Regions from separate parts of the Homo sapiens genome. Here region 1 is linked to region 2. Evidence: chromatin loops called from intact Hi-C (ENCODE). Cell type or tissue: Calu3. All regions are shown on one strand. Links, peaks and the distances in the headings refer to the core of each region. The heading gives the core; the rest is flanking DNA. Region 1 overlaps RAB27B (RAB27B, member RAS oncogene family). Region 2 has its middle 51 kb from the start of RAB27B.

Evidence for each region. Hi-C counts contacts between places; a loop is a spot of excess contacts. Peaks named below come from ENCODE experiments on the same cell type or tissue, not always from the same donor. Only the 100,000 strongest peaks of a DNase experiment are listed, where the experiment ranks them.
Region 1: a loop joins it to region 2, with 5 times the contacts of the local background. A loop is called at or near these places in 2 of 110 quality-filtered maps.

What each region holds. Positions count from the first base shown.
Region 1 is chr18:54,849,229-54,866,178 of GRCh38, reverse strand. The region is part of intron 1 of RAB27B (RAB27B, member RAS oncogene family); the gene reads right to left. Among named protein-coding and RNA genes, the nearest start is that of RAB27B, 29 kb to the right of the region's middle. RefSeq lists a silencer at 13,007-13,301. In Calu3, for the core only: no CTCF peak of the experiment used is centred there; a DNase peak (open chromatin) is centred at 7,668.
Region 2 is chr18:54,769,339-54,786,288 of GRCh38, reverse strand. It overlaps a transcript of RAB27B not described here. Among named protein-coding and RNA genes, the nearest start is that of RAB27B, 51 kb to the left of the region's middle. In Calu3, for the core only: a CTCF peak has its summit at 10,405; DNase peaks (open chromatin) are centred at 9,858 and 10,418.

The DNA of each region.
Region 1 (16,950 bases), core at 4,704-9,703, 83 kb before region 2:
GTGTTGCTAGCAGGTCTGGGATTGGAACCCTAATTTAGCTGGGGGCTCTCAAAACACACTCATAGTGATTCTGTTTTTTTTTTGTTTTTGATAAAACTCTCACTGATAAAACTTTCCAGAATGTTGATAATACAGCATGAGGTATCTGTCTTTATTTTTTAAAGTTTAGAAAATTAAAGCATAGCTACTGTTACAGCTAGGATAGGGCCATGGACAGAACTGCTATTTCAAATCTGATATCCTGCATAACTTACTTCCAACCTATAAATTCCAGTTTTGAAAGACAGCCATATAATTACCATATGAAGGCATCCTGCTTATATATCCTGATAAACAGCTGAGAGGGTCTTTCAGTGAACTGGCCTATAGTTGAAGTGTTTATTGCATATTCATTTTCAGTATTTCTGTATCCACTGAAACAAAGTTATGAACATTTAACATTAGCTTATTTAACTCTAAGGTGTAGTTTTGGCATTTCCCTCCAAATTCTTCAAAAGAAGACGTGTGGATGCTAACTTGTCTTAAAATCAAATAGCAAATGGATCAAAGAACTTCTGCTTCATATCCACATACCAACCTTCAGCTCACATTGATGACAAGGAAGGGGAAAATTTGGCTCCTTGTCCAATTTACAGCTTATTAAGCCAAAAGAAGAATAACTCTTTTATGGTTGGAATAGTGCACCTTAAGAGATTACTCTTAGGTTAAAGGCCTCATGAAATCCATAAAGGGTAACTGGAAACTTCATAGATAGTTCTTTACAACATTATGGTATAGAATTTCATGGTTATTTCCCCAGACAGGTATACCTTGGCAATTCTTAGGTACCAACTAACATAGTTTCCACATAAATCTAGTAAGTTTTTATCAAACAAAGCAAATTGTAACTATGAAGAGAAAAAGGACACACACACACACACACACACACACACACACACACAAAAGGCCATTGCAGTAAAATTAACAAAAATATAAAAAATTAGGAATATTTGAGGCAACTCAAATGATAGTAGAATAATGATAAAACAGTGCCTGATGTATTTGCATGTATTTAATCATATATATATTTAATCATATATAACACATATTTAATCAGGTACTGTTCTATCATTATTCTATTATCATCTGAGTCTATTATCTTTTAGTCTAAGCACTAAACACTAATAATTAACACATTTAGTCTTTAAAACAATGCCACAACACTACACATTTAATTTAATCCCTCTCAAAATCTACTTGCCTTTTCACAAAAATCACAAGCTGATCCTAAAATTCATATGAAAATGAAAGGGACACAGAATAGCCAAAATGATCTTGACTGAAAAATAATAAAGTTGGAGGACTTATACTTTTCAATTTCAAAACTTACTGCAAAGTTACAGTAATCAAGAGAGTGTAGCACTGGCATAAGGATAGACAAATAGATCAATGGAAGACAACTGGGAATCTAGAAATAAACTCTTACATTTATGGTCAATTGTGACAAGGGTGGCAGGACAAATAAATGGGAAAAAGAATAGTCCTTTCAACAAAGAAGCTTTTATAGAAAAATTAAATTAAATGGATCATAGACCTAAATATAAGAGCTAAAACTATGAAACTCTTAGAAGAAAATATAAGAGTAAGTCTTCATAACTCTGGATTAGGTAATGATTTCTTAGACTCAAAAAAAGAAAAAAAAATAAAAACTTTTGTGCTTCAATAGACACCATGAAAAAAAGGAAAATACAACCCCTAGGCTGGGTGAAAATACCTGCAAATCATATATCTGATAAGGAACTTATATCCAGACTACATAAAGAACTCTTATAGCTTGATAAAAAGACAAATAACCAAACTTTAAAAATGAGCAAAGGCTTTGAAGAGATATCTTCTCAAAGACTACATATAAATGGTACGTGAAAAGAAGACAAAACAGCATTAGTTATTAGAAAAGTATGGGTCAAAACTGCAATGAGATACCACTTTACACCCAGAAGGATGGGTATAAAGAGATGGACAGTAACAAGTGTTGGTGAGGATGTGGAAAGTTGCAACCCTCCTATATTGCTGGTGGGAATGTAAATGGAGCAGCCACTTTGGAAAACAGTTTGGCAATTCTCCAAAACTTTAAACATAGATTTAATGCATGATCCAATAATTCCACTTCTGGGTCTAGACACAAAAGAAATGAAAACATATATTCACTCAAAGATTTGTACATGAATGCTCATAGCAGCATTATTCATAATAGCCCCAAATTATAAACAAACCAAATGTCCATCCACTGAATGTGTAAACAAAATGTGGCATGTATGTACAATTCAATGTTATTCTTCACAGAAAGGAATGAAGTGCTTATACATACAACAATATGGATAAACCTTGAAAACATTATGTTAAAGTAACAAAATCAGATGCAAAAGGCCAAATTTTTTATGATTCTACTTATATGAAATACCCAGAATAGATAAATCCATATAGACATAGTGTATAGGCGCTTTTGCCAGCGGCTGGTGAGAGGAGGATTGGGGAATGACTGCCAATGTATACGGGTTTCTGTGGGGAAGGGTGAACGTGTTCTGGATTTAAATAGTAATGGTGGCACAACTTTGTGCATATTCTAAAAAAACACTGAACTGTACTCTTTAAAAGGGTAGATTTTATGATACATGAATTATATTTCAATAAAGCTGTTATTAAAAACCCCAACAAGATAAGAATATTATATTTTCTCTTACAATAATTATTCAGGCCTACCTCCACAATGCTTGTTTGCATTGCAGTAACTTACTAGTAAGTATCATGCATATTCAAACAATAATACCCTCCTGAAACCAAATGGAAATTGCCTATAGAATACATTTTATCTATAGGCCATAAAATACATTTCTATCAAAAATTAGAAAAGAATATTTGAGACAATTCAAATGATAATAGAAAATGATACAATAGGGCCTGATATAGTTGTATATATTCAATCATATGTACCTTTAATAATCTATGTATTTAATCACATATATACTTAATCAGGTACTGTTTTATCATTATTCTATTATCATCTGAGTCTATTATCATTTAGTCTAAGCACTAAATACTAATGATTAACACATTTAATCTTTAAAACAATGCCACAACACTACACATTCAACTTATTCCTCCTCAAAATCTGGTTGCCTTTTTGCAAAAATCACTAGCTGATCTTAAAAACTCTATGGAAATGAAAGGGACACAGAATAGCCAAAACAATCTTGACTAAAAAATAATTCTCAGAAATAATTTCTCACAAATAAAGTAATTTATGATTTATAGAAATGTTTGTTATTTGACAAAGTTCCAACAGCCAATCTTCTGTGCACATGTGCTCACAGATCAGGACTGAGTAATTGAAAATCATTGAGAAACAGCAGCGCAGGTTGGTGATCCAGGCACCGCCAAGCAATCCTGGATCAGAACTGGAGTGTGTATATAATCCAGTGGGTCCCACACTGGGGATCATCAGTATTCCCTGTGAAGTTTACAAATACCAACTCGAGGGACTCTCTGGATAAGCTGAAACAGAGTGTCTTCAGGCAGGTAGGTCTTGGACAAGCGGAAGCTTAAGTATTCCAGTAGGAATCAGCAGAAGAGCAGCCAGGTCTGAAAACCATTTTTCTCCATCCTCATCCACTATTCCAGAATCTCGAGACTCTGTAAACCCCTTCAGCACCCAATTCCAGTGTAGAAAACCCATTGGTCAAGAAAGGAGCCCATTTATCTATTAATAATTTGATGCTGTGGCAGTTAAGAGTGATTTCTCCTTACTGATGGCTGTCAGCAAAGCTTGGCACATAGCTTGCGGATTTCTCCTTCTGCTGAAAACTGTTATAAATGTCCTTAATATGCTTTCCCCACTACATTCGATTTTGTTCCCTCACACATTCTAAATTTCCCTGAAAATTAGAAGTAGCCCCCAAAATATTATAATTTTACTCACTCAAAACAGATGCGCTGAGATGTTATATAAATGTTTGGATTAAATAAACTCACTTCAAGAATTTTTGGAAAGATTTATCATTTGATTTCAAAAATTTTTCTGCTTGTCTTCTTAAGTTGGTGCATGACTCAATTTTTCTAAGGCAGTCATGCTTTTTTTTTTTTCTTTAAATGCTTTCCTAGATCCTTTCTGCCAGGACTCCAGCTAGGGAACAAGAAAAATAAATGTAAATTGCTTGAAATTCTGTAAAGCTGTATATTGAAAGAATCTTTCACATATGTCTCTTCTAAGACTGAAAACACTTGTGATGCGATGAAGCAGAACCAATGTCCATTGAGCAGACTAGGAAATACACACAAAGAGGCCAATGCCTTCCTTGAGATCAGTCACCAAGACAGGAAAATGGGTTTTCCTAACTCAGTGGTTCTCAAACTTGGCTGCTTTAAAAACTCCCCAGTGCCCAGGCCATACACCAATTTAAGTATTGTAAATCTGAATTCTGATATGACAAAAGCATGTGTACCTTTTAACACTCTCCCTAATGATTCCAACATGTAGCCAGGGTTAAGAAGCACTGCCCTACCTCTTAGCCCAGAAACTCCTCACTGCCAATGAATGATTCCTAAGTCTCACTCTACAGCTACTAGAAGAGTAGACCACACTCATAAAGACATATCTTTTCCTAAGACAGTGCTTAGTTAGGAAGATGATTCCTTTCCCACCATAGGCGCCTGATTCAATGGGCTAAACAGCACCAGTCACAGCACGATTCATTGCCCTTATCATGAAAATGATATGCCACCCTCAGTGAAGCAGATAATCCATCCCTTTTCTCTGTAGAGTTATGTGATATATGAAAGGATATTAAATGTATATATGCAAATTGAAGTTTCTACTCCTAAACAATGTCTCCATAAAGAAAAAGATTTGGTTTTAAATTAAAGATATGGCTTGTTTAATAAAATGATTTACTAAGTTTTCTGACATTGGCCTATTACTTGCAAATTGGGTTCATTTTCTAGCTGGCTGCTGCTTTGAGGAAGTCGTGCCAAAGTTCCACTGCTTTGCTTTATTATCTGAGAAAGGGCAAACTAATCAAAATATCTGCCCACAAGTTCTGCCTCCCTGAGATGTGGGGAAGTTGAATTAGATAGCATCTATGGGTTCATAGGCAAATATCTATGAAAATAAGATGTGTCATTTTATTAAAAATTTCTCACTTAAATATAATTCTAGATAACTCACAGAGCCATGTGATTCCAAGGAAAAGCCAAGATCTCTTTAGAAAAAGAATGTTGGCTATTCATTGTTTTAGCGGATATTTTACAAGAAGCATTTTATGAATTTAATAAATACTGGAAAATGGAGATTATATCTACAGAGCATGGAATTAGTCCAAAGAAGGTGCTTGTTTGTTTCACCAGGCTCTTTCTACCCTACATAGATGCCTATAGAAATAAAAATCTCTGACTTGGAACTTTCCTTCTGTGATGTGCATGATTTGAAGCTGAACAGAAAATAAGGAAGGCAATTACATATGATTCTTAACTCTTATGTTATTGGGGAAAATGTTTCTTCATCCGCTAACTTATTTGGAATGAGTTCTACCTCAGAAAATCTAGGGCTGTAAATCTGACAGAGGAGTTCAGAGGAGAGAGGAAAAACTCATAAAGGGATGTTTGGTGGGGTGGGCAGAAATAATCAGGAGGGCTTCATGGAGGAGATGAGATGAAAGCTGGAGTTTGATAGGGAAAGGAGAGAGGGAGAGCTGGAATGAGGAGAGTGGTGGTTCTGGAGGTAGAATGTGCACGAGTGTCATTGGTTACAGGAGATTCGGCTTAGATGGAAGCAGAAGCTTTAGGGGGCCGTGGCAGATGAGGTGGGATCCAAAGGATCATTGTTGTCAATGGTATCATGGAAAGAGGCAGGCATTGGAATCCACAGCCCTGAGTTCAGAAGCTCAATTTTAGCCATTTACCAACTACAGGAAAAAGTACTTAACCCTTGATTCTTAGGATGTTTATCTGCAGTCGCGAGTATGTAACATACCTGGCTCCCTGCCTTGAAGAGGAATTCACCATGAATTCCTCTCTACTCTTGATATGCCAAATAATAGGGAGCCACAAAACCCTTTTGACAAGTACCCAATGTAACAAAAACACAAAACAATTAATCAATTATTATAGGCTACTTACTAGCCTAATTGAAGTCACCAACTTCATCAGAACAAAGGTGGTATAGAAATCCCAAGGGAAAGGCATGGCTGAGTTTTTAAAATCTGGTTTTACTTCTACTTCACAAAGCCCTAGATTATTTCACTAGATGATTTCAGCCACTTCATCCCCTACTGGAGCTCTGATTAAAAATACAATATGTCAACAATGGCTAATTACAGCTTTAATGAGTCTATTGTTTACTTCTTGGCAGTAACCTAATCGATTGACCACGTTTCAAACTCACCTAGTGTTTTCCGATATAAAACATTTATAATTTTGTCTTTGTCGAGTTTCACTCCCCAGCTGTTACTAGTGAGAAAAGTCATCATTAGCACAAAGACATTTACAGCTATGACCACCTTTCCTGCTGTTTGGTGCATTTTAAAGTTTAATCAGAACAGAGCAGAAGGCAGATTCTTGGTGCCTCATTCAGAGCCTGCTAAGGTTCTGACAACAGAGAGTGCCATTCCCAATTCTACAATATTCTTTAGCTTTCGAATAGGTGATTTTTTTTTTTTTTTGGTTAATTGAAATTTTTGGCTGATAAAAGTTATGAAATATTTGAAAGTGGATGGTTTGATGAAATTACACTTATAAAAAGGTTGCTACTTAGAATTTTGCATTATACTTTTGCTCAACTTTTCATTAAGTTGGGACAGGGACCTTCATATGGAAACATATCCTGTTGACTACTCATATTCACAGTGACTGTTCTTCCTGAAAAAGAATCACAAATTCAGCAATAAAGTAAAATAAACATCAAGAATTGTAGTTCTTACACATTAAGATTTGTTATAAGACAGTTGTTATGAAATAGCTTTGCCTGTATTTTCCAGATTTGATCTACAAGGAGTTTGTGGCACTCGGAAAGGACACAGACTGGGGTATGTTACATCTCATCTCTGCAAAGTCACTGCCCTGAAGCCTACTCCTGGCCAGGAAAAAATATGGCAATTTCCATTAAAAAGTGACGTGTTAGTTTCTCATATTTTTGAACAAAAAGACACATATAACTTACTACATTAAGTCAAACACTAAAAGGTAAATGTTAACATTTTAGTGGAAAAAAGATCACAAAAAGCTGTCATTCACAAAGAATAGATTTGCCGTATCTGACACTTCCAGTTTATTGACGGTCCAGTCTCAAATTCTTGAGAATCATTCTACTCCTCCAGTGTCAAAGAATGCTCTTCCTAACTCGTTTCTGCTAATTTTTAAAAAGGAAAATCCAAATCCAAATTTTATTTTATAAGTTTCCAATAACCTAAACTGCAAGCAGTGGAGCAGAGAGAAGGGGATTTTTAATAGCTAAACTCAAGAGTTTTCCTGGCTGGGCACAGTGGCTCACGCCTGTAATCCCACCACTTTAGGAGGGATCACGAGGTCAGGAGATCGAGACCATCCTGGCTAACACGGTGAAACCCGTCTCTACTAAAAATATATAAAAAAAGAAAAAATTAGCCGGGCGTACTGGCAGGCACCTGTAGTCCCAGCTACTCGGGAGGCTGAGCAGGAGAATGGCGTGAACACGGGAGGTGGAGCTTGCAGTGAGCCGAGATCGCACCACTGCACTCCAGCCTGGGAGACAGAGCGAGACTCCGTCTCAAAAAAAAAAAAAAAAAAAAAAAAACAGTTTTCCTGCTGGAAGCTGAGCCCATTTTGGTAGGTGTTATTCTTACAACAAAAGGCATAATTATGAAAACTAAATGCTTACATATTAAATTTCAAGCATATAAATTCTAACGCATAGGATAACAAAATAGAAATGCTTCACATTTGCTCTATGAATACATTAAATTGAATATATCATTGTATGTGACTATGAGAGAGTTTATATTTTAGGAGAATGTTAGCACTGTCCTTCTCTGATAATATTACTCGGTAGTTAATCAACTAGTTCATATTTACACGATGACGAATACAGGCTAATATAAGGTCCATTAGCTTCCTCCTAATCAAGCAAAGGTTGGGACTATGATGTTGTAAACTTTAAAATCTTCCAACATCATCTGAAAGAGCTGATTTTCCCTGGGATCTAAAATGGAAACTAGTTTTATAAATCTAACTAAAGAGAAGATGCTCTTGTTGAATATCCTTTATCTCATGGTATATAGGTTTATATTTTCTTAAGCAATCTAAATAGGATAAAATAGGAGGAATGAGTATAAGGATGCAAGCTGCAACATTTTTTTCTGAAGCATAACTGCATTTACTGGGCTATATCAGGTTTATGGATTATAGAGGATGAGCAGGGTCATAATGAGAGCATGTGCACATTGCGTCTGCATGCCTGCCCACATGTGCACACATGAATGCACACACATGAACACGTGAGCATACACAATATACACAGTCACATCAAGCATGCACCCATCATTAAGCTCGTGCATGCACATCTTCTATTTATATGCCAGGCTTCTATTTAACCTGATCATGTCAGAAGATATGCCTATTTTGAATGTTTATGGAGTAAGCCAGAAATATATAGAATTTACAATACAAATTGTATAAATCATACAAATTTGAAATTTTTTAATATTCATAATTCAAAGTAGGAGAGTGAGATGCTCTTTTTTATTGATAATTTGATGAAAGTTATCCAACATGCAAAAGCTACTGTACCTCTAAAGGGTGTGGTGAATATGATGGAAATGATTCGTAGGTCTCTTTACCTGGAAGTAAGGTGGAATTATTTCCCGGATGGGCAGAAGAGAACAGAGGAGAGAGTTTTTTGTAAAAGGTGTGAGTGGGTAGGTAAGACAGCACATACCATTAGACTTGTTAAATGAATTCTGACAGAGTACCCAGGTGGAGACCTTATGAGGTTGGGCATTAAATGTGGAACAGGATGCTTCAAAAAGAAAGATCAAAAAGTTTCCTGGGAACTGTATATCGTTAATGGTCTCTCTGGTTCCTGACTTTGATAAAAATGAGTACAGCAAACACATTTATGAAACCTTTGCATGTAGATCCCTAAACCCAAGAGAGGGAAGAAAATGAAGGAAGAAAATGGAAATGCATGTACAGTAGTTTAAAAACATTTGAAAAGCAACAATTATGACATCTTAGGTAAGAAATTAAAGAAAGAGTGTGGGTTTTATCATTGGAATTAGAGTTCACAATATGCTTGTAGCATAGTTTCTTTTACGAAACAAAGATACTAATCTTCCCCCAGATTAACTGATTTACTCATTAACTCACCCAGCAAACATTTATCAGGTGCTAATATGCATTGGGCACAGAGTTTATTGTGAAGATTACATGAAACATCCTAAAAGGCTCCACAGCTCTCTCTCCAGCAAGACCACTGTAACAGCTGAAATGGCCACATGCCCTGGTCTGCTCAGCACAGGCCCAGTTGACATTCCCTGTTCTGTTAGTGGCACCCACTTTCACTCTCTGAAAGGCCCTGCTTTGGATAAACTGCATGGTCACTGCAACTAATAAGAGCCTCCTAACTTGTCTCCATGCTCCCAGTTTTGCCCCATCCATTCTCCACATAACAAGCAGAATTATCTTTTAAAAATCTAAGTCAGACCACATTACTGTTCTGCTTAATATTTTCCAGTGGCTTCCTATCAAACTGAAAATAGAACCTAAAGCCACTTGTCTGGCTTACGAAATGTTGCATGATCTGGCTCTGGCTAGTTCTCTACTAATACTCTTTGCCCTCTTTGTTATATTCCTTGAAGGAACCAAGTTTCACCCTGCCCCAGGGCCTTTGCACTGCAGTTCTCTCTACCTGAATTTTTCCTCCTCCCCGACTTTCATAAGCTGACTTCTAATTGTCATTCAGTTCTCAGCTGAAATTTTTCTTCTACAGAGAGATCTTGCAGAACCCTGAATCTAAAGAAGGCTCCCATTCATTTTCTGTGGGTTCCCCATATTTTAATTCTTTTTTATAGCCTTTCTCCCCAGCTGACGTCTGTCTTCTTGTTCATTATCACTTGCTTTTCCCACTAGGGTGCAAGCTCTAGGAAGGCAGAAGCTTTGCACGTCTTGTGTTTACTTTAGGGTCTAGCTCAAAATAAGTGTTCAACAAATGTTGCTGACAACACTAATATATGCCCTGTTGGATCTAATTCAGTGTGGTTGTATAATAAAGATGACTGGTCTTGGAGAACTTCAGGGTGTACATATTAGAAAACTGAATACTGCACTTTATATAAGAAAAAGCATCTTTACTCAAAGGTACCTTGTATGTTGAATCTAAAGAAGAACCCAGTCTAAAACTCACAAATATAAAGCTATAGAATTAAGGGACCCTGATGAATGAGTATATACTTTTCAATAGTATACTGAACCCTATCAATAGCTGCATTTAAGACAGTAAATTACTGAACACCTACTTTTGCTTCTGTGGTTTTCAGAACCATGCTCAGCAAAAATATGTGTTGGGGATTTTAATGAGGTACTGGAACGGGTCTTATTTAGGTGCTCAAGGGTAAGACTACTGAAGAGGGAACTCCACTCAAGAGAATCATTGGCTCAAATGCTTACTTCTATCTTGTATCCAAGGCTGCTAATGGAGCAACAGAACACCTTGGACACCACCCTTTGATGATATATATTATATAATACAAATAATTTGTACTTTAAATGAAGGCAAGAATCATGTTAAATCAGGGGTCCCCAACCCTCATGCCATGGACCCTTGGCATGGTCCCATTGGTCAGTGGCCTGTTAGGAACTGGGCTGCACAGCAGGAGGTGAGCAGCCAGTGAGGAAGCAAAGCTTCATCTGTATTTACATCTGCTCCCCATGGCTCAAATTACCGTCTGAGCTCCACCTCCTGTCAGATCAGCAGCAGCATTAGATTCTCACAGGAGCATGAATTCTATTGTGAACTGCACATGCAAGGGATCTGGGTTGCACGCTTCTTATGAGAATCTAATGCCTGATGATCTGTCACTGTCTCCCATCACCCCCAGATGGGACAGTCCAGTTGCGGGAAAACAAGCTCAGGGCTCCCACTGATTCTACATTATAGTGAGTTGTACAATTATTTCATTATATATTACAAGGTAATAATAATAAAAATAAGGTGTACAACAAATGTAATGCATTTGAATCATCCCGAAACCATCCCCCAATCCCAGTCTGTGAAAAAATAGTCATGAAACCCGTCCCTGGTGTCAAAAGTTTGGGGACCACTGTTTTAAATGGATAAATATGGCTAGTGTTTCAGGAAAATTCAAGAGAACATTATCATTAAAGGATATAAATAACTCACATTATATGTAAACTAAAGGATGAAGCTTGTGTGGTACCATTAATTTTATTTGGACTTGATTCTTCAGCAGCTGATGAATTAATCGTTCTGTAAGGGACTGGACTCTGAAAGTAGGTCTGCTTGCGGACAAATTTCAGCTATGTTGAGTTCTCAGAACCTGTATTATAGAGATCTAAATGGTGGGTTAGGAAATTTCACACTTAATTATTTTTTTAATCTCTACATGTTTTTAAAATAAAGGTTATGTTTAATCTCATTACTCCCACAACCACCTAAACTAAGCCTTTCATTGATTTGCAGAGTAGCTGGTAAAAAGAGGCACAACATATTTGTTGAATGGTTAACGGAAAAGACACAAAGAAAGAGTTGGAATGGGACATATTTCTACCAATGAAAATCCTAAATGGGAAAGTGGAGAACTAGAAGCTTACTAGAATAAAGTCAATAGGAACACGGAGAGACACTTAAGAACGAAAAAGTGTGTATGTGGATGGGTGGGAGGATCTGAAGTCAAGCCCCTGTCTTCCCTTTCTGACAATTTTGTTCCTGGCTGACTCTAAAGATATTGTAACAATTTCTAAATATCTGTATTTTAACTGGTCTCAGCCCACGTTTGTTGAACTCTTGAGATTCTAAAGACGAATGTAAATAATTAACCTGGAAGAAACCTCTCTGCCCCTTACCGGTGGCATTTAATTGAATATACAATAATCTGTACTTTCACTAATCCCTAAAACTAAAGTTATGTGTTGAAACAAGATGCAGTAAATGGTGGGGAGTAAAGGAGGAATATTAAATTGTTCATCTGGAAGTTATAAAGACATATTGGCATTACTGGATTCTAGATGTAAAAGAAGCCACAGGCAAAAAGCTACACAAAAAAATACAAATGATAGAGGGTGGAAGAAAGAGGATAATGTGAGGTGAAAAAACATTAGATGTGAGATAATGAAAGGTCTAGGCTGGAAAAAAAGGAATTTTCTAAACTAACAAAAGCTACACATCATTCCAAGCTTATAACAGGTAGTCCACCCAAAAGTGGATGAAGGGAATTACTAACAGTAATACCCATTAAAAAACCCCACTGTATGTAAAGCATGCATGATTGTGATACTTCCAAAAAAGACAGAATCAAGAAACTTCATACCGATTAATAGGATTAGCAAAACACTAAGTAGTTAACCTAGTTTCCATTTCTCCTTTCACAGTACTTAGAGAAAACTATACTTACAATTTCCTTGTTGCTGTCACAGCATTATCTTTTGAATTCTGGGCCAAGACCCAAGTCAAAACTACTGGAATCAATCAAATTGTGGTTTCATGGATATATATATATATACATAAAGCAAGTCCACAACTTGCCATAGACTGCCAGGCATCAAGTTCTCTCTGAAATTCAATGACTTTATAAACTTCTTTCTCATCTACTTATTGATGAATGTTAAGATTTCAAGATCAATTGCTCTTCTAAAGGTGCTTCTAGATGAATTGAGATTGCCAAAATTAAAAGAATTTAAGATCCCATTGCAGTTCTATGGTCTCTGACTCATAATTGTGCCCTCACTGACACATTGCCAAGTTACTCGGAACACAGCATATCCTCAGTTTTCAAAAAGAACGTCAAGACAGTTCATCCAACCTTTACTGAACATCAACCATATGCAAGAGACTTTCAAAATTGCTTTAAAGATGGAGACAGAGGAAAACAGCTAAGCCAGGAATAGAATTCCGTCCTACTCTCCTCCCTGAACCTATGCCTCAAATTACTGGAAGATAATATTATCAGGAAATGACCTTGAGACAGATACTCATATTGCGTTCTCCGCTGCAGAAACTAGAATGGTTTTGTGGTCTGTGTCTACATCCTGCATTTCAAAACACACATCCATAAAGGAAGAGAAACAAGATAGTTGGCATATGCAGAAACAAGATATTCACCCTTAGTGTTTTAAGTCAATTCTTTCATTTTTAGTGGCACATCAAGACATGGATATGATATACACACAACTTGAGGGGAACAATAAGGTTCATTAGCAAAAGACACTACTTCCTTTCCCCTGAAATCACAACTTATAATTATATCCTTTCAACTATTTCTTTCAATAAGCCTTCATGCTCAGGTGATCCAAGGCATGTGAACCAACAAACACAAAATCCAGAACTACCTTGTAAAGGCTTTAATACAGATCAAAGAAACTTGAGCCTAAAGAAATTTGACCTGTTTGGTTTCTCTTGATTGGTTCTCTCAAGAAGGCATTTTGGCTGAGATAAGCATCTGCTGAGAAACAGAAACAGCTGTTCTCAACCATTTTCCAAATTAAAAATAGGAGTTTCTGAATAGTGTGAAGAAAGGTGGAATCTCAAAATTATGCCATATTGAGAAGTATCCTTACTAAGAATTTGGGGTTAAACATGTGGTTTGAATCCTAGCTCCTCTCAATATTAGCTATGTGGCTTGAACAATTTCTTTAACCTGGGCCTCAGATCCCTCCTATATAAGTAGGGATTTGTAGGGTCATCCAGTGTATGTGAAGCACCTGGCGTACCACTTAGCCAGTGGGGAGATCTTGAGTAGGTGGAAATGATCTCTTGGTACTAAGTAGTGTCTGCAACTATTTCTTCGCAACCTTTGCATTTCTTTGTAACAAGTGTTGCAACTGCAAAAACTCATTAATAACATTTCTCATTTTGTGCATTAAACCTAAATAATGACTGAAATAAAGAACTCTGTTGTTAGTCAACCTGTATTTATCTGAAACACAGAATGCTCAAGTCCTGTGAAGAAAAGTAGCATAAAATACAAAGCTTGCTCTAAAGGGTTTACAATTTAAGAACTGATTTTTGGGTGATCACCAAAATAATTATTAAGTAAAAAGAGGTGTATAGATTTGTCATTGAACTCATTGAATGGTACACTTAAAATGGGTGCTTTTTTTGTTAAATTATTCCTCAATTTAACACAATCACAGAAAAAAATACTGTTGCCCAAGAATGATCCTTGGAGATTCTGATGAAATTGGTTTGGAGTGTGTAGCTTGGGCCTGGGAGTTTTAACAGAGTTTTAGATGATTCCAATGCAGAAAAAAAAGAAAAAAAAGCAGACAAACAAGATGCAGAATAGGGTGGATAATAATTTACTGATGCCAGGTTTAGCCAATAAAATTCAGGACACCCAGTTTAATTTGAATTTCAGATGAAACACCAATTAATTTTTTAGTGTAAATATGTCCCAAATACTGCTCATTTAACTGATGTCCTGTATTTCATTTGGCAACCCTAAATAGTATGCTAATTCTTGTGCAAAAAAAGGGAAAAGAATTATATTTGCGCCTAAATGTTTTTATATGCATAAGATAGATTTTGCAGGTTTGCTTCTGGGTAGATGAACTATGGCAGGAGACAAGGAGGAAAAATATGTTTCTACTGTACACTTTGGTGCTTTTTGAATTTTGAATCACATAAACATATTACATATTTTTAAAACAAACACTATTATAAAGTTGAAAAATAAGCAATTTCTAACAGGAGCTAAAAATCAATATAGAGAGACAAAATGAATAATACATGTGATGCACTTAGCAAACCAAACCAATAGAAGTTTGCCCAAATATTTGGTGCTATTACAGTCTGATTTTCTCAGTGTAGATATATATAGAATATTAACAAACACTTGTTGAGTTGCCGGACTATAACTCAAATTAATATTAGCAACCTCCTGTTGCATTGCACTTTCATATATTAGTTAATTGAATCTTCAAAATAATCCTCAGAGGTTTTGCAAATTAAAAGGCTTAAACTCAGACAGGGTGAATAATTTGCCCAAGACCACACAGCTAATGAGTAGGAGGCCTGAGGTTTGAAGGTCTGTCAAAATCCACAGCCCTTTTCTTTTAAATACAACACAACACAACACTCTCTTTAGGAATATGTATTCCTAAAGAGTCAGAAAATTAATATTTTTAATAATTTTAAAAATATTTAAATTAATATTTTATTAATTTAAAATTAATAAAATAAATATCAGTGCATAAAGGAAAAGCACTGAATAAGTCCCTTCATCAGTCACCGAGCTATGAAACATGACACACTGGCAAAAAAATACATTCTGAAGCCAGGCACGGTGGCTCACGCCTGCAATCCCAACACTTTGGGAGGCCAGGATAGGTGGATCACCTGAGGCAGGAGTTTGAGACCAGCCTGACCAACATGGTGAAACGCCATCTCTACTGAACATACAAAACATAGCTGGGCATGCTGGCATACACCTGTAGTCCCAGCTATTTGGGAGGCTGAGAGAATCACTTGAACCTGGGAGGCAGAGGATGCAGTGAGCCGAGATTGCACCATTGCACTCCAGGCTGGGTGACAGAGTGAGACTCTGTCTCAAGAAAAAAACTAAACATATGTATGTATGTATATATATATATATATATATATATATCCTGTTTGTTTGCTTTTAAATAAATATACAGGTATACTTCACTTTGTGTAATGCTTGTGTTCCAGGAAAGTTGTTTGTAAATTACATATATGCAAATATAATTATATTTAGAATAAAATTGGGAGTCTGCTTCTTAGACAAACTCTGTTAAATGTTTTTTTAGACAGGAAGATATTTTTAGAATATGCCAGAGCCCAGTTTGTTTATTTTTGGACAGGATATAACATGAGATGATCTAGGAGTTGGCTAATTGCCCTTCAGATTTGGGGGTCTTAATACAAAACATGGTTTTGTATTAAGTGGTTTATGTGTGAAGAGGAATTTTGCCAAATTTCAAAGGATTTAACTAGTTAGATTAAGTTTCTAACTCGAGCCTACCTTTAGCTAATTTTTCCTTTTAAAGGTATGAGTAAATATTTACCAGAGAACAGCTGAATGCCTCTTAAGTGATGGAACCAGTACTATTTTCACAGCTTATTGGAGACAAGAGTGTCAGAGGTCTATTCAGTTTCCTTTTGTAAATGGTTTCAAAAAGGTTTTTTCTAAAGTCTATTTTATCATATAATTTCTATATATCCCCTAGTGATTTACCTTCTTTTTGTTTGTTTGTTTTGAGACAGAGTCTGGCTCTGTCGCCCAGGCTGGAGTGCAGTGGAACTATCTCAGCTCACTGCAACCTCCACCTCCTGGGTTCAAGAGATTTTCCTGCCTCAGCCTTCTGAGTAGCTGGAATTACAGAAGCATGCCACCACGTCTGGCTAATTTTTATATTTTTTAGTAGAGACAGTGGTTTCACGAAGTTGGGCAGGCTGGTCTCGAACTCCTCACCTCAAGTGATCCACGCTCCCTCGGCCTCCCAAAGCGCTGGGATTACAGGCATGAGCCACCGCTCCTGGCCAATTTACCTTCTTTATAGTGCAGGTGCTGGTGCAGAGTGGGAGGAAAGAAGATTTGGAAATGGCAATAGAAAGCTAATCTTTCAAGAGCTGTTAAAGATAATAATTTTTTAAACAGTTGACTAAAAGCTAGCATCCCATTGGAAAGAGATCCACAGGCTCCCTGGATAGTTGGCAGGATCTCCAACCAATGTCGGTGTGGGAGTGGT
Region 2 (16,950 bases), core at 7,835-12,834:
ATGTGACTGTTAATGTTACTTTTCTTCAAAAATGTGGAATTGGTTAGAATTATTCAGGAAAGACTCAAGGAAAGAATTTTCATACAAAGTTGAAAGGACATCCTTTCTCAGACATTTCACTAACAGACATTACATTATCTGAGGAAGGAGGAAATATTCTGCAGAAGACAAAAAAAAGATGAAATAGAGGATGAAGAGTAGTATAGAAAATCAAGAAGAAGAAGAGAAAGTAGAAAAGGAGAAGAAGGATGAGACAGATTGGATGCTAAAAGCATGGAAAGAGAATGTGGTTTTGGAAAGTATCAGTCAGACTAACATAGTTTTGCACCCATTTCCAATGCTTAAAACCTTGGACAATATTTCCCTTTTTGGGCCTCTATAGTCACAACTGAAAGATAAGAAGAATCTTTATGTATTGGTTTTGTCTTAGATGGCTGATAAATAAGACATTTGAAGCATCAACCATGGTCGCTGGCCCCTAACTGTTCATACACATGCATTGCATTTTCTCCTTATCCTTAGGCAGTGTATACATATTACATGTTTGAACAACACATGCCTATTTAATACCTTTCATGTTCCTAACACTGTTTTAGGCATTGAGCATAGAACAGGGAACAAAACAAATAAAACCCCAAACTTTCATGGAGCTTATATTCTGTAGGCAGAAGACAGTTATAAACAAAATAAATCAATATACTGTATACAAATTTGTGTGTAAGGTGTTGTTACTGAGGGAAATATAAGAAGGAGGGGGATAGTCAGTATGGGGGAATCAATTATTTAAAAGGGTGGTTAGGCAAAGCCTCGCTGATAAAGTGGCATTTTGGAAAAAAAAAAAAAAAAAAAAAACCTGAGGAAGGTGAGAGCAAAGAACATTCATCCAGGGCCGGGTTCAGTGGCTGATGCCTGTAATCCCAGCACTTTGGGAGGCCGAGACAGGCAGATCATTTGAGGTCAGGAGTTCAAGACCAGCCTGGCCAACATGGTAAAACCCTGTCTCTACCTAAAATACAAAAAAAAGCCAGACATGCTGATGCACACCTGTAATCCCAGCTACTCAAGAGGCTGAGACAAGAGAATCGCTTGAACCTGGGAGGCGAAGGTTGCAGTGAGCCGAGATTTTGCCACTGCCCTCCAGCCTGGGCGACAGAGCGAGACTCCGTCTCAAAAAAAAAAAGAACATTCAGCCAGATGGAAGGGCAGGTACAAAGGCCCTGAGGCAGGAATGTGACTGGCTGATAGGTTGGGAGGACATTGTGGCTGGAGGCATACACCAAGGGGAGGGGGCAAAGGGCATATTTAGTGAGGCAGAGGTAGGCAAAGTAATGGTAGGCTTTCTACCCTGAGTGAGAGGAGCATCCATCAGAGGAATTCTATCTGAGGAATGACATGATCTGATATATGTTTTAAGAGTAGCACATTGTCTGCTGTTTTTGACCCAGCAATCCCATTACTGGGTATACACCCAAAGGAAAATAAATCACTCTACCAAAAAGACACCTGCATTCATATGTTCACTGCAGCACTATTCACAATAGCAAAGACATGGAATCAACCCAGGTGCCTATCGACAGTGGATTGGATAAAAATTTTGAGATATGTATATACCATGGAATACTACGCAGCCATAAAAAAAGAACAAAATCACATCCTGTGCAGCAACATGGATGCAGCTGGAGGCCATTATCCTAAGTTAATTGACACAGGAACAGAAAACCAAATATTGTATGTTCTCACTTACAAGCGGGAGTTAAACACTGGGTATGCACTTGAGTACTCCTGGACACAAAGATGGGAACAATAGACACTGAGAACTCCAAAATGGGGAACAGAGGGTGGAGGGTAAGGGGTGAAAAACAATCTATCCGGTACAATGTTTGCTTCCTGGGCAGTGTGATCATTAGAAGCCCAAACCACAGCATCATGTAATATACCCATGTAACACATCTGCACATGTATCCTCTGAATCTGAAATGAAAAATACAATGTTTAAAAAAAGAAAATGGAATGCAAAAAGGTGAAGGCCAGTTATGATGGCAATTTGAAATTTGGATATTATTTGATTCCTTGGTTCAATCTACAACTGGGGATCGGAAGCAGCCTCTCTCCTTCATTCCCTGTCACTCTAACTTCTGCTTTGATTGTTTTAATTAATTGCATGACTCTCCAGCCATAGGTTAGCAATGCCTTTCTGTAATGTGATCCAATTAGCATACTATAGTGAACTCCCTATGGATAACTCTCCCAGTACCCTTGTCTTTGAAAACTGTCTCCCTCTCATTTCTTTCTCATATTTCTATATGGGAGCAAACATATTTGGGTAACATTGACCCTACCTCTGGTCACAAACAAGTGTTCAGGGCCAGGCACAATCCAAGTGGCCCAATGTGCTCCTACCTATGTAATTATGAGAGTCCAGAGTCTGGCTGCTCTCTTGAGGAGTGACTGTAAACTTGGGACATGTTTGGCATTCATTTTCCACCATGAAGACTGCAGTGGAAGAATATGGTTTCCACGGAGAGGGAAGAATGAAGCCTATGCCCAGAGGGAAGCAGGGACAAGAGAGGAGCAAGTGCAAAGTGTCTGCTTCCTGGTCATTTCTGAGGTCCAGCTTCCTGGGTTTCCATTAGACACCCGTGCATCCTCACAATAAATTGCCTTTTCGCTTACCTTAAGCTAGAGTTTGTTACAATCATATGTAATATTAAAACTTTAAGAGACTGACATGACAACAAGAAATCTAAAGTAGAATAATCACTATGTATTATGCTATACATACACACACACACACACACACACACACAAAGCCATAGGCTTCATAATTAACATTTTAAAGCTGAAGCAAAATATTTACTAATTAAGTAACCACATTTAAAATGCTTCTTACAAATGGCTATCAGAGCCATAAAAATCACAGTAGGGGAGGTGATAAAATACATTCTTCAAACTCCAAAATAATTGACATAATGATAATCATCATCTTTGTGTGTTGCCAAAAGCATTTAAAAAGTCATCATGAGGCCAAGCATGATGGCTCATGCTTGTAATCCCAGCACTTTGGGAGGCCATGGTGTGTGGATCACTTGAGGTCAGGAGTTCAAGACCAGCCTGGCCAACATGGTGAAACCGTCTCTAATAAAAATAAAAAAATTTTAAAAAAATTAGCCAGGCATCATGGTGCATGCCTGTAATCCCAGCTACTTGGGAGGCTGAGGCGGAAGAATCGTTTGAACCCAGGAAGTGGAGGTTGTGGTGAGCTGAGATCACACCACTGCACTCCAGCCTGGGTGACAGAGTGAGACTCTGTCTCAAAGAAAAAAAAAAAAGTTATTATGAGACTCTTGTCAATGTTATCCTAAGAAATCCATAATGACCCCACCATTGTGTCAGATGCCTATTTTTTTCTGTTTTTGTACAGGGTTCTGATACTTTATGTTTACATCTTCAATGGAACTGAGTTGAATACTGCATGGTATATTTTCAGTTACAAATGGTAGCCTCAGCTATTGTTTACTGATTTGTTACCATGATTTTCTAAAATTGTACAAGGGTCATCTTCACTCCAATTCAGAAAATACTGAGGACATGTATGAACAGTCTGTGTTTTATGGTCGAATTTAAGGAACAACTTCAGTCTTAATAACAATTTTGAAAATCATTGTAGAGGTTTTCTTGGAATTTCCATTATATTTATATGACCATCAATGACACAAATATATCAGAATAGCCAATAAGGTTATACCTTACTGTTGTGTTATACAAGTAAAGAAATAGGAAGAAACAACAGAAGGAAGTGAAGGTTCTTAGAGTAAGTAGAATGCACTAAGTTATTGCTGCAAAAAAAGTATTTCATAGTGGCCCATCCAAAATATCTCCTACATTCAAATTTCTTTTCCTCTTTACATTACAATTTGCAACCATACTATTTGGCTTTACGATTAAATTTTCCAAGTCTGTGCTAAAATACATTCAGTAACTTCTTGAAGTCAAATTTCAATACATTTTGTTTTGTAAACAGGACACGAAAATGATATATCAGGTTGGCTTTATATTACTATTCTGTTATAAACTTTGTGGATGTCAGAATAACAACTGCACATTGTGCAGGATATTCTTTAGAATAATGAATTCCAACAGTAATTAATTTCTTTACCCTGAGCACAATGGAATGTTAACTATTGCCAGGCATGATAGCCAAGAGTAAATAATTTTTCTCATTAACTTTCTAAAACCTTACTCTTTATACTTCAGAATAAAATATCCCTATAATTAATAAATTCAAAAACATTTAACTTTTGAACTCATTAAAATTTTATTTAAAAGCTTAGTGGGCACATTATTGTACAGGATTGGCACTTGTGCTATTTTTATGAGTATAATTGGTATCTAACATTTAATTTTTGGTGTGAAAAAAATTTCCCTGAGAAAAATGTAACATTTCAGAGTAGTCCTATCAGTAGCCCCTTTTGATCCTAAATAGATATCACAGCCACTTGATTATAATGTTTGCTCATTGGTTATATAGCTACTGCTTAACCAGCAAAGAAGTTTGTCAGCTACCATGTGTTATATGCAATGCTATAAATGTAGTAACATGGTGCCTGTGGACAGCATACTGGGAACTCCTGCAGAAAAAGGTATGTGGGATGGAGCTAGAACCAAAATGGATGCAAGCTGCAAAAGGAAAAGCCCAAATCTAGTATCACAAATTGAAAGTTTAAGAAGCAAATTCAAGACCAGTCTGTGCAAGTATCAAGTTATTAGATATTCAAATAGACAGGCAGGACTAGATGCAACCAAGACTTTGTGGAAGAAAGGATTTATAGTGTTAGGCAAGCTCTCTGGACCTTGAATCATGGCTAATACTAATAAAGTGTGGTCAAATTCAGGGGCCTGCCGAGAATGAAAGCTGGCTGAACTAAGCATGAAGGTCAGAGATAGGCTCCATTCTCCTCACCCACTGCCCTCTATTCTCTTCCAGTTGTCAGAGAAAACCGACACTAAGAACCCAAGCAGAAAGGCCAGTGGACAGGTAGTTTGGCCTTCTATACTAATGTTAGAGACAAAGACTGCATTGTGATACTTTCAATCAGGTAGCAGCATGGAGTGGCTGAGTATTTCTGCTTCCTGCTTGGTGAGTAGGAGGGAGCCACAGCTAGCTGGCCAGTTGGGCTGTCACTGGGCCTTAGAGGTCAGAGATAATGCAGGGCAGCTAAGGTGAAACCAGCTTAGCCTCACCCAGTGGGTGGAAGAGACCCACACTGTGCATGCCCAGCATGATCCTAATAATTTGAGTACTTCTCCCAGACCCGCAGGCATTGGTATAACCATGGGTGTGAATATAAGGCTATGTAGAACACTACTAATGAGCTGTTAGCCTATATGCTACTCCCAGTACAAAGCTCAGCATTATCCAACCTCCCAGGTGGTTTATCCAGTCGTTTGCAAACCTCAGTGTTCAGCAGAATCACCTGGAGAATTTGTTGAAACAGATCACTGAACCTTCTCCATAGTTTCTGATTGGGTAGGTGTTATGGGCTTATGTCCCACCTCCCCCAAATCTGTATGTTGAAATCCTAACTGCCAATATCTCAGAATATGACCATATTTGGAGACAGGACCTTTAAAGAGGTAGTTATATGAGGTCATGTGGGTTGGCTCTAATCCAATACGAATGGTGTCCTTACTGGAAAAGGAGTTTAGGAAACAGACATTTAAGTGCAGAGAGAAAAGGCCACGCGAGGACACAGTGAGGGGGAAGCCATCAAGAAAGGGGAGACACGGTGAGGGCGAAACCATCAGGATGGGGGAGACACAGTGAGGGGGAAGCTGTCAGGACAGGGAAGACACGGTGAGGGGGAAGCCATCAGGAGAGGGGAGACAGGGTGAGGGGGAAGCAGTCAGCACGGGGGAGACACAGTGAGGGGGAGACCATCAGGAGAGGGGAGACACGGTGAGGCGAAGCCTTCAGGTTGGGGGAGACACTGTCAGGATGCGGAAGACACGGTGAGGGCGAAGCCATCAGGACAGCGGAGACATAGTGAGGGGGAGGTTGTCTGGAGAGGGGAGACACGGTGAGGGGGAAGCAGTCAGGAGAGGGGAGACACGGTGAGGGGGAAGCAGTCAGCAAAGGGGAGACAGGGTGAGGGGGAAGCCGTCAGGAGAGGGAAGACAGGGTGATGGGGAAGCTGTCAGGACGGGCGGAGACGCGGTGAGGGAGAAGCTGTCAGGAGAGGGGAGACACGGTGATGGGGAAGCAGTCAGGAGAAGGGAGACACGGTGAGGGGGAAGCCCTCAGGAGAGGGGAGACACGGTGAGGAGGAAGCCGTCAGGAGAGGGGGGACATGGTGAGGGAGAAGCAGTCAGGAGACGGTAGAGAGGGTGAGGGGGAAGCTGTCAGGAGAGGGGACAGCCAAGGGGAGAGGCCTCAGAAGAAACTAACCCTGCTGCCATCTTGCCTTGGATTTCCAGCCTCCAGAACTATGACAAAGTAAATATCTGCTGTTTAAGTCACCCATCTGTAGTATTTCATTACGGAAGCCCTAGAAAATTAATGCAATAGGTCTTAGGTGGGACCCAATAATGTACATTTCTAACAAATTCCCATTGATGCTGATATCACTGGTCTGAAGAATTGCACTCTGAAGCCCACTGACCTATTTTTTCCAACTGAAGGAATAGCTTTCACATCCTGGACCTTTGTACGTTGCTGTGTAGATTCCTCCCTGGCTGTGCTGCACTTGAGTTTGGTCATGTCCTAGTAACATGAGGCATTAATCTTGGGATTCTGTCTGTGTTGTGTCCCACCGAGCAGTCTTGGGGATTTGTCCAACTCCCTCCGAGTCTCTGGATGTGGGATTCTCAATGGGATAATAGAAATTGTGTTCTGCTATGGAAGTGACTTCGTATTTTTTCCAAAACCTATACTTTTGATCTCAACACTAAGTAGGCTGCAATATAATGTAATATGTGGAAATGGGACCTGGGAATGGCACCATCAATAAGCTCTCTGGTTGATTCTTATATTGCTCAATGGTGAGGACCACAGCTACAAAATTTTGAAGATGAAGAAATAACCGCTATTTAAAACAATCTAGAATGACATAATTGGAGCCAACTAATTCTTGAAGTGTGAAAGGACTTAACTGCGCCAGGTACGGTGGCTCATGCCTGTAATCCTAGCACTTTGGGAGGCCAAGGCAGACAGATCATGAGTTCAAGAGATTGAGACCATCCTGGCCAACATGGTGAAACTCTGTCTTTACTAAAAATACAAAAATTAGCTGGGTGTGGTGGTGCGCACCTGTAGTCCCAGCTACTCAGGAGGCTGAGGCAGAAGAATTGCTTGAACCTGGGGGTGCAAATTGCAGTGAGCTGAGATCACGCCACTGTGCTCCAGCCTGGTGACAGAGTAAGACTCTGTCTAAGAAAAAAAAAAAAAGGACTTAACTGTATAGAAAGTAAAGAGAAAGAGATTCTAGGTTAGTAGAAGCTAGGCTGAACAAAGCAGAGAGGCAAGAAGTGCAGGATGCCTTTAAAGACCCTGCACAGATCATTTTTATTGGAAGAAGAATGGAAAGGAAGGAAATGAGGGCAGAAAACTGGGTTAAAGCAGAAGATGGCCATAAACAGAAAATAGTAATCATTTATGGCTTCAATTTACTGAGCATTTACTAAATGCTATACTCCAGGAGGACAGAATCATTCATCCCTAGAACCAAGCAAATTGTCTGGCACAAAGCAGAAGCTCAGTACAAATGGGCTCAGCGAAGAGATTCAAAGGCCTGTGTTAGTTGGTTTCATCAAAAGTTGTCTGCAGGTATTGTTATCTCCCTTTACAGGTTCACAGGGCTAATTAATTAACCCAAGTGTCAGAGGCAGATTTGAATGCAGAACTTTGTGACTCAAAGATCAGTTGCCTTCATTCATGCCATGCTCTTCCAGCTAAGGAGTCAGATTCTTATGCTGAAGGACGTGGAGAAACAGTGGAGGATTTGGAGAAAGAGAAATTGGGATTCAGGCAAGGTAGCCATTTTGGAGAAAAGATGATAAATATGGCTTTAAGGGCAAAATGCCCAAATGCTAACCCTGGAGCACCTTAGAGAAAGAAATGGCGATTATATTATTTATGAGGTGTGTCGAGAAAGGAGACATGACTTATTGGTAAGAAGGAAATTGCCAGGTCAACATTAGGCTGAAGATTTTTGAAAGAAAAACTACACATACATGTATAATTATGAAAAGCTGTAAATTGTTCCTTGTAACTTCACTTGTACGTTGAGTTCTCTAGCAAGTTGACTTTTTAAAAGTTTTCATTGCCTGACAATATTGCTTCCTTATATTTTTGCCGGAGACAATTAGTGAAAGTAAGAGCTAAATTAAGAGCAAAGGAAGAAGAGAAATAAAAAAGAAGGGGTGGGGGGGGAGAGAGGATGCCACTCTATTATGTCCGAAGAAGTACTTTAAAACTAGTTAATTTTAATTAAATTCATGAAGAAACTTGTTTTTTATTACAGCATAAAGGAAATAAGAAAATACACTTTGCAACTTAAATCTATGTTTCAGAAGATAAAATGGAAAATTAAGACAAGTAGTAAACAAAGTTTACAGCTAATGTTAAATACAGTCACCCTAAAGAACTGCAGCTGAGAGTACAGATAATTTACTTCCTGAGTACACAAACTGCATTTGCAGTTCTCTTCTCTGATTACTTAAAACAAAAGGTAAATCATTTCCATGCTGCTCCACACATCTCTCTCAAACCCTTCCAGTTTGTACTCTAAAACTCTCCACTGAATTTAAGCGCAGCTAGAGCTCAGGTGGAGTTTGCATGCACACTGGGCTGCAGAAATACTGCACCCATTTCTAACCCTCTAAGGATCAGTTTTCAAGTCAATGCATTTCTAGTAACATTTTCTCATTCACTACCTGCACCCATCCCTGTACCCAAGAGATCTAAGAGAACTGCAAGTTCTCTGTCCTGCCCAAGTACTTTCTCTTCCTTCTCACTCACTGTTAATTATTTACCATTCTTGATGCCCTTCTTTGCTTAAACAGACCAAAATTCAAATTCTTCAATCCTGTAACATTTCATGCATTTTATTAAAAAGTTATTGTAAATTTGAGGATTTCTCTCACATTTCCCAGAATGTATACAAATAAAGCATGCTTCTAAGCACCATATTTTTATGTGTGATCTATGTTATTGTGGTCAGATTTATTTATTATTTTAATTTTTTTTTGAGACCAAGACTTGTTTTGTCACCCAGGCCCAATACAGTGGTGCCATCTTGGCTCACTGCAACCTCTGCCTCCCAGGCTCAGGTGATTCTCCTGCCTCAACCTCCCGAGTAGCTGAGACTACCAGTGTGTGCCACCACACCCAGCTAATTTTTGTATTTTTAGTAGAGACGGTGTTTCGCCGTGTTGTCCAGGCTATTCTCAAGTGATTCACCAGCCTTGGCCTCCCAAAGTGCTGGGATTACGGGCATGCCTGACCATGCCAGGCCCGAGATTTATTCATTCATCAAACCTTCACTGTGTGACTGACATGGTGCTGGAGATAGTCTAGGCATTTTGGTCATAAACTTGAATAAGACTCCAGAGGTGTTCACAGTCCAAGAGGCAGACACACAAACCAACAACTGCAGAACATTGTTGACATGGCCCACACAGAAATCTGCACAGGGTATCATGGCAGCACCCACTAGAATCTATCCTCTGTGAGGATAAAGAAGTTGTCTGTTTTACGCACTGCTGGTTTTGCAATCTCCTAAAATGAGTGATGACTACTCTCTTCTGGATTGTCCTTATTATGATTCATTCAACCACAAGAGATGGAGGTTTCAGGAAACCCCCAGCCAGTTGGGCTTTACTGATCCCTGTTGCCTACACAACGCAGGGCTCAGTAATACTCAATATGAATCAGGCTGCTCCTGCTTTCTGCCTGAAGGTCAGAGGCTTGATTTTATTGAGGCCTCAGAAAAGGTTTGGTTTACTTGGTAGTTGGGGTGGAATAGAAAAGTGTGCGGAAGGGATGGAAGGCATCTCTGCCTCTAGCCAGGCTTTGCCTGCCTGAGCAGGAGACCATTTCCAGGATTATGGGCAAATTTCTTTCCTCATCAGAAACACTAACAGGCTACTTTCTATGACATTTTCTTAAAAAACAACAACAACAACAAAAAACACCGCCAAGCAAATTCAATTTAATTTGCAAACAAATAGGATTTATACACAGGAATTTGCAGATTCTACACATTCTGATTTTTGTACAACTCCAGCATCTTTTCCACAAGAGATTTTTGGTGGAGATGCCAGCAAGTCTTATAATTTTCCCATGATTATCTTATGACATCACCACACTTCCTGGTGCCTGGTGCACTGCAAGGCACCTAGACGCCCAGTAGGTGGATGATGTTGAATGACTGTGCCGAGGCTGACCATGAGCTGATATGAGTGACCGGTGCATTGGCAAGAGATTGGGGAATATTAGAAATTGGCTAGGTGACAAAGAGGGGAGTTTCATGAGCATTTCAGGAAGAGGCAGCAGCATGAGCAAGAGCTCTGAGTTGAGGCAGCATAGATGTGGAGGAAATTACAAGTAGTTTCATGGGAGAGGGATATAGAAGTTGATGAAGAGATAGACAAAGTTAGATTGCAGGAAACATCATATGTCAGATTCAATTCACTGCAGCAGATATTTATTCTGGGGTCAGACTCCATTTGGTACATATACATTAGTGGCATCCTGAAGGCCAGGAGGCAAAACATGACAATTGACAGAAATAGGAAGAGTTTCCGCATGATGAAATGACCGGTTTGTAGCCTGAGGCAGCAGGCTTTTGGAGACAAATCTCTGGACACATTTTCCTTGGCAATATGATGCCAAGAGGACAAAACTTAGGCCAAGAAATCTACCCTGTTTTCTGGAAGAGTAATGGCTGGAATATTGTTAATTTGGCATCAATTCCAGATTTAAGAATAAGGTCTGAAGCGCAGCTGCTCCATTCTATCATTTAGCTAATGGGAGCTTGAGGATTTGCCAGACATTGTTTCTGGGCCTTACACGATTTCAGAGCTGTTTTATGTTGATGCTGTGGTCATGGCCTCTAGGAAGATGCCACGCCAAAGAAGGGGAGACACAGTCCCAAGTTGTGCCTGGATGAGAAGCTGAACACCTGTTCTGAGGTCAGGCTCTCTGAGGAAGCAGTAGGAAGGACAGAGGCCAAGTTCCTCCCAGGATGCAAAAGCAGTGACTGATAGCTCCCGACAGCACACAGGCTTTTTTTGTGTTTATTCATTCATCCACTGAGCAGATATTAATTAGGTGCCAAGCATTTTTAAGGTATAGTTCTAGGCTCAGGGCTCAGGGGATGCAGCAGTGAACAAAACACAAGCAGCCTCTGATCCCGTGAGGGGAGGCTGAGAATATACAAATAAACATCAGCTACTTCAGATACAGGAAAGTTCTGTAAAGAAAACAAAGCAGGATAATGGGATAGAGAATGACCAAGAAAAAAGAAAAGATGCTATTTTACTGGCTTAAACAATTGTTGAACAGTGTTTCTTTATTACAGAATAGAAACAAAAGTGAAAATGAACAGTCTTGACCTCTCTGGATTGTAAAGGGAATTAAAAGGAATGTGTTTATGAAAGACTTAGCTATCTCTCTAAAATGCAATAAGCATCAATCATCAGTTGCTTACATTTTTACTGCCAGTTTTTAATGAGGATGAGGATATTCTAGAGGTTAAGCTCTCTTAACAGTAGTCAGGAGAACTGGCTTCAAAGCCTGTCAAATGCTCTGTGTTTGGATTCTGGTTCTACCCTGAAAACCATGTAACCTGAGTCAGTTACTTTATCTCTATGAGCTTCTGTTTTCTTACCTATAAAATGGAAAAATAATAGTACCTTCTTTAAGTTGTTGGAAGGATTATTGAGATTACACATCAAAAGTGCTTGGTTCAGTGACTGGCACAGAATAGATACTCAATATAAGTTACCTATTAACATGCTAATATTTTTGGAAAATTTTCCCAACATTAAAATCAAGCCTTCTAGGGTTATAATTGTTTCTGAATAGTAATACATGATTTTTTGTCTCTTACCATCACTTGTTGGAGGAGGTAGAGTAGAATGCTGGTTGAGAGTACAAATTGGCAGGGATGCCGTGTGTGTTAGCTATTCAGTTGCATAGTTTCTTGAAGGCGTCTCTGGTTATTATTTGAAGACAATAATAGGAAAAAAAATAGAAGTTGTATTTAGTTAAATTAACTAACCTATTCTGGTGGTAGAAAGTAGATTGTCTCAGCCGGGCGCGATGTCTCATGCCTGTAATCCTAGCACTTCGGGAGGCCGAGGCGGGTGGATCATGAGGTCAGGAGTCCAAGACCAGCCTGGCCTTGGTGAAGATAATGAAACCCCATCTCTACTAAAATACAAAAATTAGCCGGGTCTGGTGGCAGGTGCCTGTAATCCCAGCTACTCGGGAGGCTGAGGCAGAGAATTGCTTGAACCTGGAAGGCAGAGGTTGCAGTGAGCCGAGATGATGCCACTGCACTCCAGCCTGGGTGACAGAGTGAGACTCTGTCTCAAAAGAAAAAAAAAAAAAAGAAAGTAGATTGTCTCTTGCTTTATGTCTCTCTGTCCTCTGCTAGAATGTGAATCCTCATGGCAAAGAATCCTTCTTATTCGTGTGTATCTATAACACCTAAGATAGTGCCTCGCAGAGTTATGTGCTTGGAAGATAGGACTACCTGTGACAAAATTCACAGTGAAAGAGTAAAGACTATCATACTGCATCATAGAATGAAACTAAGGTTCATGACCATGGCAATACCTCTGTCCCTTTCCTTTGCAGAAGCTTTGTGGTCTGTTTCCTTTTGGGAAAACCAGGCCAAATTCATCTCTACCCTTGGTGCAGCCACTCTGCCTCTACAGCCCCTTCACCAAGGCAGCACGCCATGGTTGCTGAGCTTCCATTTAGAAGGTACATCAAGAGCATCTTTGAAGAGAATGGGCATCCCTGTATTGAATGATGACCTTAGTAACAGGAAAATTTTGATCACTCTAACTATTTACTTGACTCTAAAAACATTTATTTCCTTTAGTGCTTTAGAAAATGAAATTTCAAAGCTAATGTCTGCTCAATTTAATTAAATTCAGGACAGAAATATGAGATGGCCTTTGCCAAATGAACCAAAAAAGGATTGGTGAAGATTTAAAAAAAAAAAGAAGTATAGGCATGGCAATTGATCTATGGCTTTAAAAACATTCTGAAAATACAGTGGATTTGAAAGTGCATGTAAACACAGTCATGGAGTAAGAAATGTGTGAAAGGAGCACCGAATTAAATTCTGAAGCAAATTGATATTATTCTTCCAGATGGCAAAGGGAAAGTTGTACAAAGAAAGGAGGAAACAGATGAAACCATGAAGGACAGCATGCAATGCAATATACAAGGTAGGTATAATCACCATACCTAGCCTGATGATTATACCAAGCATATCCCTAATGAAAACTTGTTAAATAAGTGAATGAATAAGAAGCATGGCTTATAGTATTGATTATGCAAGAGATTCAATATTAAATATAACATCTTAAGGGTTTTTTAAATAATTAATAAAAGAGACTGAGTTTGGAGTAAGGATTTTAACTGTCTTAAGTCAACGTAACTAGTTAAAGGCAAAATGTCTCTTGTTTTCACACTGGATGTCTATTTGAAATTTGGCTGCATATAACGATTAAAACGAAAGATCTCACATTTTGATTCAAATTGCTGTGTGGAATCGTAGGAACAATCAACATGGATAAGCCTAGAGGCCAATACAGAATTAAGGATGAGCCACCACAACATTCTCTTTTCTCCAGAAGAGGCAGGAGAGCTCTAATTCCCAGTCTTCATTTGCACATGCTGTTATTCACAGATGAATAAAGTGTGCCACTTTGTTAGTCACCCCCTGGGTCCATAGCATGTAAGCACAGAGAGGAAATGGTCCAAGAACCATTGGCATCTAACCCATGATACATTATGTTACTAAATATCTGGCATGGAAATTGGCTAAACCTCATCAGGCAGTTGCCAAATGTCATTTAACAAAGCAGTCCCTATCCAGGACCTCTATGTGACTATACTGATAATATTGTCACTAGAGGTGACGAGACACATTCCCTAAAGAAACTCATCATTAGAAATAAACATGGCAGCTCACCAAAAAGCAAAAGCAACATGAAGAAATTAAAGAGGAGCTTTTCAGTAAACCAGTGTGTTTGTGTAGGTTGAATGTGTGTGAGTCAATGTGTTCAAATGTGAAACTCTTTATTCCATTAAGTAATAGAGATGATATATTTTTCTCTTAACTGCCTAAAGTAGTGAGTAGGCTTTGCCAACATCATAAATAAAACAAATCCTCATTCTTGCTTGGGGTCTTCAGATCACAGTATCCAAGGCTGCTTGGGTTTTAGTCCTTTCTTCTAATGATTTTGGAAAAACTGAGTGAAGATTTCTCCTCAGCCTGGCTTCTTTATAAGTAGAAATATCCCCTACTACCTTGCCACTCATGAAGTCAAATGTGAGTTTTTAAAGAGAATGTGAAGGAGTTCTTTTGATGAACTTTTTTCTTACTTTACAAAGTCTTTTTAGAGCCATCACACACACACACACACACACACACACACACACACACACACACACACTAAACTATCAGCTCTATCACCATAATACCATTTTGTACTTCCAACTTTGATTTCTTGCCTCAGCTCCAGATTTCCAAATTGCCATCTATTATTAGGCAATTCAAAATGAATGTGTCCAGTGTTGGGCTCGTTGTTGCTCTACCCTTAGAAATGTTTACCTCACTTCGACTTCTCATCATGAATGGCACAGATATGAGTCCAGTCGCAATCTAGCCAAGACCCTGAGACATTAGACTCTTCCGTATCCTTCAACTTCCACACAAGTTCTGTTACAAACTCATGTTATTGCAAATTCACCAAATTGTATACATTAAACATGTGCAGTTTTTTTATATCAATGCTTCAATAAAACTGTTTATGAAAACCAATTAGTGTTCATTTTATCTATAAAATGACTCTTCTTTCAGTGCCTTCTTGGCCAAACTGACTGTCACTGCCTTAGCCAGAAGTCAGCATTTTCTGGATAGTGGCAAAAAATACACATTGGTCTCTCTTGCTCACCCCATCTTACTGCAGTCTAATCCATCTTCCATCCTCATACTGCATGGAGCCTTCAAAATACACATCTGTTCATGTCTAGCCACTCCTGAAGACCCTCCAGTTTAACAAGAAAGGGACAGAACCTAAATGAGAAAAACTAGTGTCTCTGCTCCTAGAATTAACATATAAATATAATGCATTTCTAATTCGAACCCCAAAAAGATTTTTTGAATTGAATCAAATGATGCTGGTGTTTATAATGGAATAAAAAGACCTGCAGAAAATGTTGAAAAACAGAAAGGGATATGCCTTATCTAATACTAGAAAGTACTATACGTCTGCTATTAAACAACGTGGTATAGCAATAGGAAAAAAAAAAGATCAAAGAAACAGAACTGAGACTAGAAATAGATCAAAGAGTAGCGGTCCCCGAAATTTTTGGCACCATGGACTGGTTTTGTGGAAGACAATTTTTCCATGTTGGTTGGGGGGTGGTTTTGGGATGACTCAAGTCCATTACATTTATTGTGCACTTTGTTTCGATTATTATTACATTGCACTAGATAATGAAATAATTATACAACTCACCATAATGTAGAATCAGTAGGAGCCCTCAGCTTGTTCTGCAACTAGATGGTCCCATCTGGGGGGTGATGGGAGACAGTGACAGATCATCAGGCATTAGATTATCATAAGGAGTACACACTTAGATCCCTCAAATGCATAGTTCACAATAGGGTTCATGATCCTATGAGAATCTAATGCCGCTGCCAATCAGACAGGAGGTGGAGCTTGGGCGGTAATGCAAGTTACAGGGAGTGGCTGTAAACACAGAAGAAGCTTTGCTCATTCACCTCCACTCACCTCCTGCTATGTGGCCCTGTTCCTAACAGGCCATAGACCAGTAGCAGTCCATGTCCCAGGTGTTGGCAACCCCTGTCTTAGAACATAGAACTTACTGTATGATGGCTGGGTGTGGTGGCTCACACGTGTAATTCCAGAACTTTGGGAGGCCAAGGTAGGTGGATCACTTAAGGTTGGGAGTTTGAGACCAGTCTCTACTAAAAATACAAAAAATTAGCCAGGCATAGTGGTGCACACGTGTAATCCCAGTTACTCAGGAGGCTGAGGCAGGAGAATCACTTGAACCCAAGAAGCTGAGGTTGCATTGAGCCAAGATTGCACAATCCAGCCTGGGAGACAGCAAGACTTTGTCTCAAGCAAAAAATAAAAAATAAAAGAAGAAGAACTTAGCATATGATAACAGTTGTATTTAAATTCAGTGGAGAAAAATGTGGTTTATTAAGTAAATAGTGTTGGTCCAAGGGACTACTTAACTAGAAAAAAAATGAAATCAGACTGCTGATTTACATTATATAGTACAAAAACAAATACCACATGGATTAGAAACTTAATCATGTATATAAAACCTTAAAATATTGCAAGAATATCTAAGCAATCACATGGAAGTCCTTCTTAACCACAACTGGAAACCCTAATAGTGTAAACAAAAAGATATCAGATAAAGTTAGATCTTTTGTATGGGAAAATATGCTGCTAACAAAACCAATAGACCAAATCATAGACTTTGAATAAATATTACTGTTGCAGAGGATAGAAAAGAGCTCTCAAAAATTAACAACAACAACAACAACAAAAAAACAAGATGGACAAACAATAAAAGAGGCTATTTCTAGAAGATCAAATTGAAATGGTGAAGAAATATACTTTAAAAAAGATGTTCTTATGTAATCATCAGATGGCATTTTACAC